2 separate regions of the Homo sapiens genome follow, and region 2 is linked to region 1. A link is a contact called in ENCODE Hi-C data. All regions are on one chromosome and are shown on one strand. Each heading gives the region's core, a stretch centred on a gene start or an enhancer-like site at or near the end of the contact. The rest is flanking DNA. Distances are from core to core; before and after follow the strand shown. Region 1 has its middle 44 kb from the start of METTL9. Region 2 overlaps POLR3E (RNA polymerase III subunit E).

Region 1 (5,769 bases), core at 2,646-5,145:
GGTGGCTGAGGGTGGAGCCTGCCAGGGGGTCTGCCTCTCGCTCTTGGGATGGGCTCACTCATGATAAGTTTACTGTGTGGAAATTCATGCATGTCTGTATCATCTCTTCTAGAATAGAAATGCCTAGAAGGCAGGGATGATGGATGCTTCATGGACAAGTTAGACTGGACCCAGCCTGGTAGATGTCATTTGTAAGACTGAGTTAAGTCCCATCCAGTTGCACTCTTAGGACAGAGGCTGTTTCTGGGCTGGGCATGGTGGCTCACGCCTGTAATCCCAGCACTTTGGGAGGCCAAGGTGGGAGGATCACCCAAGGTCAGGAATTCAAGACCAGCCTGACCAACATGGTCAAATCCCACCTCTACTAAAAATACAAAAAATTAGCCACGTGTGGTGGCAGGTGCCTGTAATCCCAGCTACTTGGGAGGCTGAGGCAGGAGAATTGCTTGAACCTGGTAGGCGGAGGTTAAAGTGAGCCAAGATCGCGCCACTGCACTCCAGCCTGGGCAACAAGAGCGAAACTCAGTCTCAAAAAAAACCAAAAACAAACAAACAAAAATGGCTGTTTCCGTCTGGACCATCACTGTATCAACACGACTTAGTGCAGGAAGGGGTCATTGAAGGCACACAACGAACCCTCACGGGATGAATGAATACAGGAATGAATGGGATTAGTCAGTTCATTGATTTATTCATCGAATCACTCGGTCGGTAAGCAGCTCTGTGTGTTACAGTGGAATCGAGCCTTTCCCACGGCAGTTTGGGAACCGCCTGGGATTTCTAGGAAAGTCCACAGAACACAGAAATAGTTAAAGACCTGGATTTGCAACTCAGCTCTGCTTCTAACTTGCTGTGTGACCCTGGGCAAGTAGCTTAGCCTCTCTGAGCCTAAGCCTCTCTACCTGTTAAACGAGAAGAGCGGGAAGGATAAATGGAGACAAGGCAGGAGGCATTTTGTAAAGTGTTGTCTGATGATGGCAGTGGTGGTGATTGTGCATCGCACACCATTCAGGGGCTCCGCAGCTTCATCTGTGTAAAGAGAGTTACTACACGTTTCTCCTGGTCCCAGCTCAAGCACTCTAGGGTTCTACGTAGGCACATAAATAGGGTTCCAAAGAGCGACGCCAACTGCATAAGGCATAAGTCCACTGACAGCCGATGCCTGCCAGACCCCCACCCACAAAACCTAGTAGAAAAGTCACCCTCCAGAATGTGGCCAACCAACAAGGGCCAGGAACAGGAGCTGCTGGGACCAGAAGGGACTTGTGAGCCCTGAGCCTCTGCAGGGTAAGGTGCTGTGCTAACTCTGGGGCTAGAAGACTTTCCCAAGGGTTTCCAGCAGGGCTGGAGCCCACAGGCATCTCTTCACCTTTCCCGACCCCGAGCTGTCCCAGAATTCTTCTTCTTCTTTTTTTTTTTTTTTTTTTTTGAGACGGAGTTTCACTCTGTCGCCCAGGCTGGAATGCAGTGGCGTGATCTCAGCTCACTGCAACCTCCGCCTCCCGGGTTCAAGAGATTCTCCTGCCTCAGCCTCCCAAGTAGCTGGTACTACAGGTGGGCACCACCACACCCGGCTATTTTTTTTTTTTTTTGTATTTTTAGTAAAGACGGGGTTTCACCATGTTGGCCAGGATGATCTCGATCTCCTGACCTCATGATCCGCCCCCCTTGGCTTCCCAAAGTGCTGGGATTACAGGCGTGAGCCACCGTACCCAGCCTGTCACAGAATTCTTTACTGCGGCAGCCTCTGATGGGCTGGATCCTCCGCCTCTCTACTCATTGGAGTAAGAGACAAGTCAGCCCTTTCCAATCTGCCTCCTGAGGGGAACCATGGGGCCCTCGGGACATGCGGCCCCTCCTCAGGCTGGCTCGGGGCATCTGCACCCCTGTACCTGAGCAAGGGACTTGCTTGAAACGGCGGCCACCCTGGGCTGGGGACCAAGCACGCTCAGGGGAAAACCCAAAAAGGCTACTGTGTCTCACTGGCTCTATGATACGCAAATGAGGAGGGAAGCGAAACGTTCGTTCTTCTAAGAGGGTAACTGCAAAGGAAGTCTGGGCCGCTGCGTTTTCGGGAACAGCAGGTGCGGTGGCCGATGGATAACTCGGGCTGGGCTGGAGCGGCCCCTGGTGGCAGTTCGGTGAAGAGGCACCCGGAACCTGGCAACGTGGCCCGCGCGGGGCGCACGCATATCAGGAAGACACAGAGGCCTTTTTACTGAAAATGCCAGCGGGTGCGGATTCCACAGGCTCCTCTTCAGCATCAGTCTAGTGTGGGATTCATACACCTTGAGCCTCTTTCAAGGTGAAACAGAGAATCTCACTGAAAACTTTAAATCCCACTGTAAATTCCAAAATTAGACCTGCGCCGCGAAGACCGCCCACCAGCAAAATGCCAAGCGTATTTCTTTAAAAACTGGAAAGCCGTGTTTCGCTGCTCTTCCTGTAGACAATACAGCATGGGGGCAGGAGTGGGGTCTGGAGTCGGACGCACGTTCAGAGGCTGGGGTCACTTCTCCCAAACCGTGTGCAGTCGGACGCACGTTCAGAAGCTGGGGCCGCCACTCCCAAACTGTGTGCTCTAGGTCCAGCTTTTGCACCCCTCCTAGCCTCAGTTTCCCCATCTGTAAAGTGGGGATGATCCTTGAACCCCCACCATAGGACTGCTGTTACGATTAAGTCACATGGGAAATACGAAGTCCTTAGCACAACGCTTGACATAAAGGAAGCACTCTAAAACAAACAAACAAACAAACAAAAAACAACGAACTGGAAGCCACTGAAGCCTTCATGGGGTGAAACAGCTGATTAAGGGGCAAAGGCTCTCGCTGGCCAGGTTCTGGCGTGTCCCGGGCACCACGCATCCTGTCCATGAGCTCACGTCGTTGTCGTGATGGAGAAGGCTTGGTGCATACCAGAGTGCGGCGGAGGAGCTGGCCTTCACTGGGCACCTGCTACCTGCTGGGCATTGCGAGGTAACTTTATGTTCCTCCCAGGATGAACTCCTCACAATGGCCCTACAGAGCAGGTCCTGTGAGTCCAACTTTGAGATGAGGAAATTGAGACGCAGAGAGGTTCGGTCACCTGCCCCATTTTAGCCGGCAACCTCACCCAGGTCTGACGGTCCAGGCCCTCAGCTTTTGTAGTAGGGTTCAGGCCAAACTCTGCTACTTGCCTTGCCAGTAAAGTTAGGGACCCAATTTAAGGCTGCAGACCTGGATAAAATAATCTCAAAGTGACTTCTTTTTTTTTTAGGTGGAGTCTCACTCTGTCACCCAGGCTGGAGTGCGGTAGGGTGCTCTCGGCTCACTGCAACCTCTGCCTCCCAGGTTCCAGTGATTCTCCTGCCTCAGCCTCCTGAGTTGCTGGGACTACAGACAAGTGTTACCACACCCCACTAAATTTTGTTTTTGTTTTTGTTTCTTTGAGATGGAGCCTTGCTCTGTCACCTGGGCTGGAGTGCAATGGCCAGATCTTGGCTCACTGCAACCTCCACCTCCTGAGCTCAAGCGATTCTCTCACCTCTGCTTCCCGAGTAGCTGGGATTATAAGCACCCACCAGCATGCCCAGCTAATTTTTGTATTTTTAGTAGAGGCAGGGTTTCACCATGTTGGCCAGGCTGGCCTTGAACTCTTGACCTCAGGGGATCTGCTGCTTCAGCCTCCCAAAATGCTGGGATTACAAGCATAAGCCACTGTGCCAAGCCTAAAGTGACTTTTCGTAATGACAATACAATGTCAGGATATTCTCCTTAATCAAAAAAAAAAAAAAAAAGGCAAGCCCAATTCACGAAAAGGGGTCTTTAAGCTGCCAGCCCCCATCCCCCAGACTCTGCTATCGGCAGGGCTGGTCCACCGGGCAGCACTGGCCACTGTTGCCTCAGCGTTCTGTGCAAGCAGGTGCGTCAGAACCGGCTCATGGAGATATAATTGAACGATTGCCTCAGCGCGTGCCAGACTCTCCAAACATAATAACAGATGACGTTTGGGGTCGGCTCCAGGCGGTGACGTGCTGGCCCCAGAGAATATTGTCTCTGCTATTACAACAGATGCTGTTAATAGCTATCTATTTGTAGTTCGGGGCTTTTACCAAGATGAGCAGGCTTTTGGCAGGCACGGGTTGTTTGAAGGCTTAAAATTAGTACAAGAGAAGTTTGAGATGTTCTAATTACTGGAAATTTCAAATAACACGATGCCGCAAGGGACCGGTCTGCTTCCGGTGCCACTCTCGGGGGTAATGCACGTTCCCAAGCTGTAAATGGGGAAGGCTGAGGGCTTCTGTGTGCCACCTCCCCAGGCAGGCAGGGGCCGCAGCCACTGCAAGCCCCTGCCCACAGAACTCGGCGATGACGGAACCTAGACTGCTCCCTGGAAGTTAGCCTCTGAGACCATCACATATTGGCACTGGTTTGAAAGCCAGGCAAATGTGGGCTCCAATCCTGGCTTCACACGGTGGGGCTTTGCAAGTTGTTTTATAGGTCTGTGGCCCAGACTAGACATTTGTAAAAGGATAATGATGCCTATGGCAAGGATTGAGTACTGTGATGCTTACAAAGTACCTCCCTAACAGTCCCTGGCATGCAGTGAGAGCTCAAATAATGGTAGCCACTTACTATTATTATGACTGGTGTTATTGTTATTATTAAAATTACTGTCATCGCCCAGGCACGGTGGCTCACACCTGTAATCCCAGCACTTTGGGAGGCTGAGGCGGGCAGATCACTTGAGGTCAGACGTTTGAGACCAGCCTGGGCAACATGGTGAAACCCGGTCTCTACTAAAAATACAAAAATTAGCCGGGGGTGGTGGCACGCGACTGTAGTCCCAACTACTTGGGAGGCGGAGGTGAGAGAATCGCTTGAAGCCGGGAGGTGTGGAGGTTGCGTCACTGCACTCCAGCCTGGGCGACAGAGGGAGACTCCATCTCAATAAATAAATAAACAATAAAATAAAATAAAATTGCTATCATCACTGGCATCGTCATCATCTCACTACAGCAGAGATCCGCAGTTCCCCGAAACAAATACCACGAGTCTCAAGGTAAGACCTGCACGTAAGGATGTCGAAAGATAAATATGTCTTAAGAACATGTCCATGAGAAGGGGCTTTGCCAGCCATGCAAGCATAAAAGAAGAAAAGTCCCTCATTCATCCAAAAACACCCGCTGAGTTTCTCCCGCGTGCCGGGCACCACGCTCAGTACGGGGGACAGAGGGAGGAGGCTCTAGGCTCTGACTTGCCCTTGCAGAGCTTGGAATCCAGGAGTGTCAGACGGTGGTAGAGATAAAAAGCTGTGTGTCTGAGAGGTGAGGGCGTGGGCTTTGGGGCCCTAAACTTGCTTGGGACGCCCGGGAGGGCCCCCGTGGAAGCGGCGTTTCAGTGGAGCCCTGAAGATGGGTTTCTATTTGTCAGGTGAAGATAATGGCAGCTCCAGGCAGAAAGGGACGACCAGCGGAAAGGACCCTGGTGAGAGCAGCCACCACGACGGAACAGGCAGAAGCACCAGCTGGCAAAGGCACTGTCAGGGGCAGCGGGAGATGGGATTGGAAGGGCAACAGGGTTGGCGCCCGTGGTGGCAAAAGGAAGGGGGGCCTTCGCCAACAAACCCCAACAGGGTTTTTTTTTTTTTTTTTTTTTTTTGAGACAGAGTCTTGCTCTGTCACCCAGGCTGGATGCAGTGGTACAATCTTGGCTCACTGCAGCCTCTGCCTCCTAGGTTCAAGCTATTCTCCTGCCTCAGCCTCCTGTAGCTGGGATTACAGGCACGCAC
Region 2 (5,769 bases), core at 2,148-4,647, 760 kb after region 1:
AGGGTTTTTTGGGTGTGTTTTTTTGTTGTTGTTTGTTTTGGGGTTTTTTTTTTGGAGACCGGGTCTCACTCTGTCACCCAGGCTGGAGTACAGTGGTGATCATAGCTCACTGCAGCCTCTATCTCCTGAGCTCAAGCAATTGCCTTCCCTCAGTCTCCTGAGTAGCTAGGACTACAGGCCATGCCACCACATCTGGCTAATTTTTTAAAAAATTTTTTGTTGAGGTGGGGTCTTGCTATGTTGCCCAGGCTGGTCTCGAACTCCTGGGCTCAAGCGATCCTCTTGTCTCTGCCTCCCAGAGTTCTGGGATTACAGATATGAGCCACTGCACCCAGCCTAGGTATATTTAGATACACAAATACCATTCTGTTACAACTGCCTACAGTATTCAGGGGAGTAACATGCTGTACAGTGTGTAGCCTGGGAGCAATAGGCCATACCATAGAGCCGAGGCGTGTAGTAGGCTCTGCTATCTGGGTTTCTGTGAGTGCACTCTGCGATGTTTGCACAACGATGAAATCACCTAAGGATGAATTTCTCAGAACGTATCCCTATTGTTAAGTGATGTGTGGCTGTATGTGAAATGTCCAGAATAGGCAAATGTACAGAGGCAGAAAGTAGATTAGTGGCTACCAGGGACTAGTGGGAGAGTGGAGTGGGGACTGCCTGGTTCTTTTTGTGGTGATGAGAATGTTCTAAAATTGGTTGTGCTGGCTGCACAGCTTTGTGAATACGTTAAAATACATTGAATTATGGCCGGGAGTGGTGGCTCATGCCTGTAATCCCAGCACTTTTGGAGGCCGAAGTGGGCAGATCACCTGAGGTCAGGAGTTCGAGACCAGCCTGGCCAACATGATAAAATCTCATCTCTTCCAAAAAGTAGAAAAAATTAGCCAGGCGTGGTGGTGAGTGCCTGTAATCCCAGTTATGCAGGAGGCTGAGGCAGGAGAATCGCTTGAACTCAGGAGGCGGAGGTTGCAGTAAGCCGAGATCGCACCACTGAATATCCTGGGCAACAGAGTGAGACTCCATCTCAAAACAAAAATACATTGATTAGTATGCCTTAAATGAGTGGACTATATGGTACGTGAGTCTTGTCCCAAAGCTGGTAAAAAGTACAAGGCGCGGCCGGGCGCAGTGGCTCATACCTGTAATCCCAGGACTTTGGGAGGCCAAGACGGGCAGATCACAAGGTCAGGAGATCAAGACTATCCTGGCCAACATGGTGAAACACCATCTCTACTGAAATACAAAAAAATTTAGCTGGGCTTGGTGGCACACACCTGTAGTCCCAGCTACTTGGGAGGCTGAGGCAGGGGAATCACTTGAACCGGGGAGGTGGAGGTTGCACTGAGCCGAGATCATGGCACTGCACTCTGCACTCTGGCCTGGGTGACAGAGCGACACTCCATCTCAAAAAAAAAAAAAAAAAAAAAAAACAGTAAAGTGCTTAAGTATTTAGTCTCAAAAGCAATGAACGAAACTAATCTGAACACTTAGGAAACAAAATGGGATAGGATCAAAAGTAGTGTCATATAACTCGCGCGTTCTGTTTAGAACCCATGTCTCAAGCATGTAATTCTTGAAAGCCACATCCCTTGCAGCGGGAGGGAAAGTCATGATCTTTATCAGAGGCCATGTGGACACTCCACCCAGTTCTAGCAGGGCCTCTTCTCCAGCCACAGTGGCACTAGTGGACTTCCTAGTGGAACGGGTGGGATTTTGGCGGGAAAAGATGGAGGATAAGAAGGAGAGGAAATCCAGGTGTGTGGGGCGGGACAGTAAGGCTGAGCTGGCCGAGGCCTGGAGGGTAAACAGCAGGGCGAATTTGATGAGGATTAGCTGCCTAGTGTTGCAAAGCGAGCAGCTGGGGAGAGGGGCGTGGAACCAGACTGGGAGGTGGGACTGAAGGAAGTGGCTTCGAACAGAAGAGTCCAGGTTCCTGTCCTAGTCTGGGCTGTGTGCTTGCTGTGTCCAGCAGGCCAGGTGGAGGTGGGGATGGTCCCTGGCCTGGTGGTCCCAAGACTCTAGGATTGGGGGCTGCAGCGGGAATGGGAGGCGGTTTGATGGTGGGCCTAGGCCTTCACGGGACTTGGTGACTCTCTTGAGCCAAACTGGGTGGGTTTCTAGAGTTGAGTCCAAGCCCTTCTTCCTCCGCCAGGTGAGCTCCACCTGACACCTTTACATGGCATCCTGCAGCTGCGGCCCAGCTTCTCCTACCTGGATAAGGCTGACGCCAAGCACCGGGAGAGGGAGGCGGCCAACGAGGGTGAGCCCGGGATCCCCAGCCCTGCTGCCTGCCTGCCTTCATCCTGGTGGGATGGCTTGGTCCTGGGAAGAGGGATGGGATGATAGGATGTTTAGCAGGATCCCTGGCCTCTACCTACTAGATGCCAGAAGCACCCACCCCACAGTCGTGACAATCAAAAAGGTCACATTGCCCAGTATCCCCAGGGTAAAGGGGCAAAACTGTCCCCGATTGAGAACCACTGGCTTAGGCAGCTCCCTCTGCGAGGAGAACTCCCAGCACCCCGGCCTGAGGCTTCCCTGGCGGGTGGGGTTGAGAGAAGGGAGGTGGAGGCTCCCCAGGACTGCAGTCAGTGGCTTGTCTCTCTTGCAGCAGGGGACTCTTCACAGGATGAGGCGGAAGACGATGTTAAGCAGATCACGGTGAGCCCTGGCCCCTGGAGGAGGAGGGTGCTGCCTGGGCGGCAGCAGGACCAGAGACCAAGGGGTAGCGGGTCTTCACAGAATGCAGGTGGAGCAGACAGGGCCCATGCTTTTGAGCCTTCTTGCTGGGCTACCTGGAGGGAACAACCTGAGTTGTTCCAGCTATACACAAGATGGAAGCCCTGGCTGGATCCAGGAGATGTGTGCCTGGGGCTTGGCTAGAGTCACCTGGGAGCAGGAAGCTGGGGCCAGGAGCCCTGAGGACCCGCAGACCAGCTCTGCCATGAACCTGTATCTTAACAGAGCCAAAGTCAATTAACTGTGATTCTATCCTCTTTATGGGGCACGGATGAATAGTTTTCGTTTTAATAGTTATTCCTGAATTTTAAAGATTTTTCAAAGAATCTTAACCTTCCATTTATGGTTTGTAAAGTTTTCCCTATTTAAGCATATTTAGATTAAAATGAGTAGTACCAAAAGAAAAATGCTACACGTAGAATGATGATACACAAGTATGGCTAGAGAGTGGTGAGTGTTTGGAAGCCCTTGAGGACCGGGGAACACGGGCGTAATGGACATGGAGGTGGCGCAGGGAGCTCATCCTGTTCTCTCCGTAGCTTATTAGGACCTTAGAAACTCCCTTCCGCTCTGGGGAACTTAGAAAAGGCATCCTGGGCCTGTCTGCTTTAAGGACTCTGCTGGCTCTGGCGCCTGGGACTCTAATCCCCCTCAAGCCTCTGGGCTGGGCAGGCACGAGCAAGTATAAGCCGTTCCCTGGCGTGTGCAGGCAGCTCTGGGAGGGACACGGTTGGAACGGAATTTAAACGACCTGTGCTAGGAAAGGAAGGGAGAGTGGAAAACCCCTATACGGAGTTCTCTGGTCTTCTGGCAGGGGCTGAGACGGCAGTCCAGCAAGGGTCACAGGCCTGACGGTATGACCTCTTCCCCTTCCCACCGCAGGTGCGGTTCTCCCGGCCGGAGTCAGAGCAGGCCCGCCAGCGCCGTGTGCAGTCCTATGAGTTCCTGCAGAAGAAGCACGCAGAGGAGCCCTGGGTCCACCTGCATTACTATGGCCTGAGGGTGAGCGGGGCTTCGTGGGGTCCTGGGGGAAACACCTCGGTGCCCGGAAGGGTCATGGTGTGGCCTCCGTGTCTCACCTTGAACTTAAGTCAAATTCATGAGTCATAGCCACAGATAGAGGATCGAGTCCTGTGGGCAGTTTACACTTCACTCCAGCCGAGCCACTTAGCGTGGGCCCCAGGAGAGCAAGAGGAAAAGATGCGAGTCCTTGGTTCCCTGGGTGGGGTTTGGCCCCTGGGCATGGGCATCTTGCTGGGCTTGCAGTGGGGCTAGTGCCTGGTAACATATTTTCGCTGCAGCCCAGGCCCTAAACGCAGGCCAGATGCATTCTCCGGTTCTGTCCTAGAGGGTCGGTCATGTGTTGCCACCCCAGAGTTCCCAGCACCACCTGCCCAGGGGATTTTCTTACTGTGCTTGGTTTTCATCTGGTACGCTGACTTTATTTACTTTTATTTTTATTTATTTATTATTTATTTATTTATTGAGACAGTCTCATTCTGTCACCCAGGCTGGAGTGCAGTGGCTCGATCTCAGCTCACTGCAACCTCCGCCTCCCGGGTTCAAGTGATTCTTCTGCCTCAACCTCCCAGGTAGCTGGGACTACAGGCACCTGCTAATTTTTTTGTTTTTGTTTTTTTAGTAGAGATGGGGTTTTGCCATGTTGGCCAGGCTGGTCTCGAACTCCTGATTTCCAAGTGATCTGCCCACCTCAGGCTCCCTAAGTGCTGGGATTACAGGCGTGAGCCACGACCACCTGGCCCTGGTGCATTGATTTTAGAACCTAACCCTTGAAACTGTGTACTGAGTGAGGGATGCTTCCAAAGACACCATGGGCCAGGGCTCCCAATATTTTCTGGGGTGGGGAACAACTCCTGATTTCTCTGGAACCTTCTTGGAAGAGATTTGTGTTAACAGACCCTTAGACTCGGGGTCAAACTTCTAGACACTGCTGTTTCCTGCTGTGTGACCTTGGGCATGTTAGCTAACCTCTCTGAGCCTCAGTTTTCTTAATTATAAAATGAGAGTAGTAATAATAGTACCTACCTTGCCAAGTTATTTTGAGGGTGAGATGGGTTAGTATATTTACAGTCAGTGGAACAGAGTCCACCACATCCTAGATGCCCAGTGAATGTTAGCCATCATTTTGTCATTGCTGGTGGTGTACCTGTGTTACAGACAAGGCATCGAGGCTTGGGGGCTGGGGCTGGGCAGGTCATAAGGCCAGGAAGATGAGTGGCTGAGGCCACGTCAGAGGCCTTGGGTGCCGTGCTCAGGAGGTTGGATGTGGTCCTGTGGCTGGCCATGGAGTGGAAGACGGGAGGCCTTGGGGGAGGGGGCCCAGGCCAGGGCCATCAGCTGAGGCTCCTCTCACACCCTGCCCTCCTCCAACAGGACAGTCGCTCTGAGCATGAGCGTCAGTACCTGCTGTGCCCCGGCTCAAGCGGGGTGGAGAACACGGAGCTCGTCAAGTCACCCAGGTGGGATGGGCTGGGCCAGCATGCAAACTGGATGCCTGCCCAGGGTCCCCAGGGGTCCTTGGTGTGGATCCTCCCAGAGGACTGTGGCCCCTCCTGTAGCATGAGGGTGGAGCCCATTGTCCCCTGGAGAAGGCCAGGAGGGTGGGCCTGGAAAGAGATGGTCCACTTTTCTGCAGGGGCTCAGGGCTGCTGGGGGAGGGCGGGGGTGGGCTGTCTGCACCCTCTCCCCAGACCCTCACTTGGGTGGCTGGTGAGGAGGGTCCAGCCTGGATCAGCCCTGAGCCTCTGCCCCTGCCATGTCCCTGCAGTGAGTACCTGATGATGCTGATGCCACCCAGCCAGGAGGAGGAGAAGTGAGTAGAGGCGGCAGGACACCCTCTCCCTTTCCGGGCTGGCTGCCTCTAACCCGTCCCCTCTGCTTTTCCCAGAGACAAGCCTGTGGCCCCCAGCAACGTCCTGTCGATGGCCCAGCTGCGCACGCTGCCCCTGGCCGATCAGATCAAGATCCTGATGAAGAATGGTGGGTGCCTACCCCCTGCCC

Evidence for each region. Hi-C counts contacts between places; a loop is a spot of excess contacts on that map. Pooled maps may share reads with other maps.
Region 2: a loop to region 1 is called in a map of mammary epithelial cell, with 6 times the contacts of the local background. The contact joins two enhancer-like sites. A Hi-C loop is called at or near these places in 11 of 168 maps with a recorded cell type or tissue (A673, CD4-positive, alpha-beta T cell, CD8-positive, alpha-beta T cell and 8 more), 9 of 37 single-sample maps with no recorded cell type and 13 of 50 pooled maps.

The regions. Positions count from the first base shown.
Region 1 is chr16:21,552,881-21,558,649 of GRCh38, forward strand. No RefSeq gene overlaps it. Among named protein-coding and RNA genes, the nearest start is that of METTL9, 44 kb to the right of the region's middle. RefSeq lists an enhancer at 1,403-2,213. Within about 2 kb of position 3,896, at least 8 of the 41 ENCODE cell types and tissues checked have a DNase peak (open chromatin) inside an H3K27ac peak, as active enhancers do.
Region 2 is chr16:22,311,459-22,317,227 of GRCh38, forward strand. It overlaps POLR3E (RNA polymerase III subunit E), which reads left to right. Exons shown (of 21, transcript NM_018119.4): 7 at 2,162-2,269; 8 at 2,621-2,670; 9 at 3,631-3,750; 10 at 5,143-5,228; 11 at 5,537-5,581; 12 at 5,657-5,748. Among named protein-coding and RNA genes, the nearest start is that of POLR3E, 17 kb to the left of the region's middle. Within about 2 kb of position 3,398, at least 3 of the 41 ENCODE cell types and tissues checked have a DNase peak (open chromatin) inside an H3K27ac peak, as active enhancers do.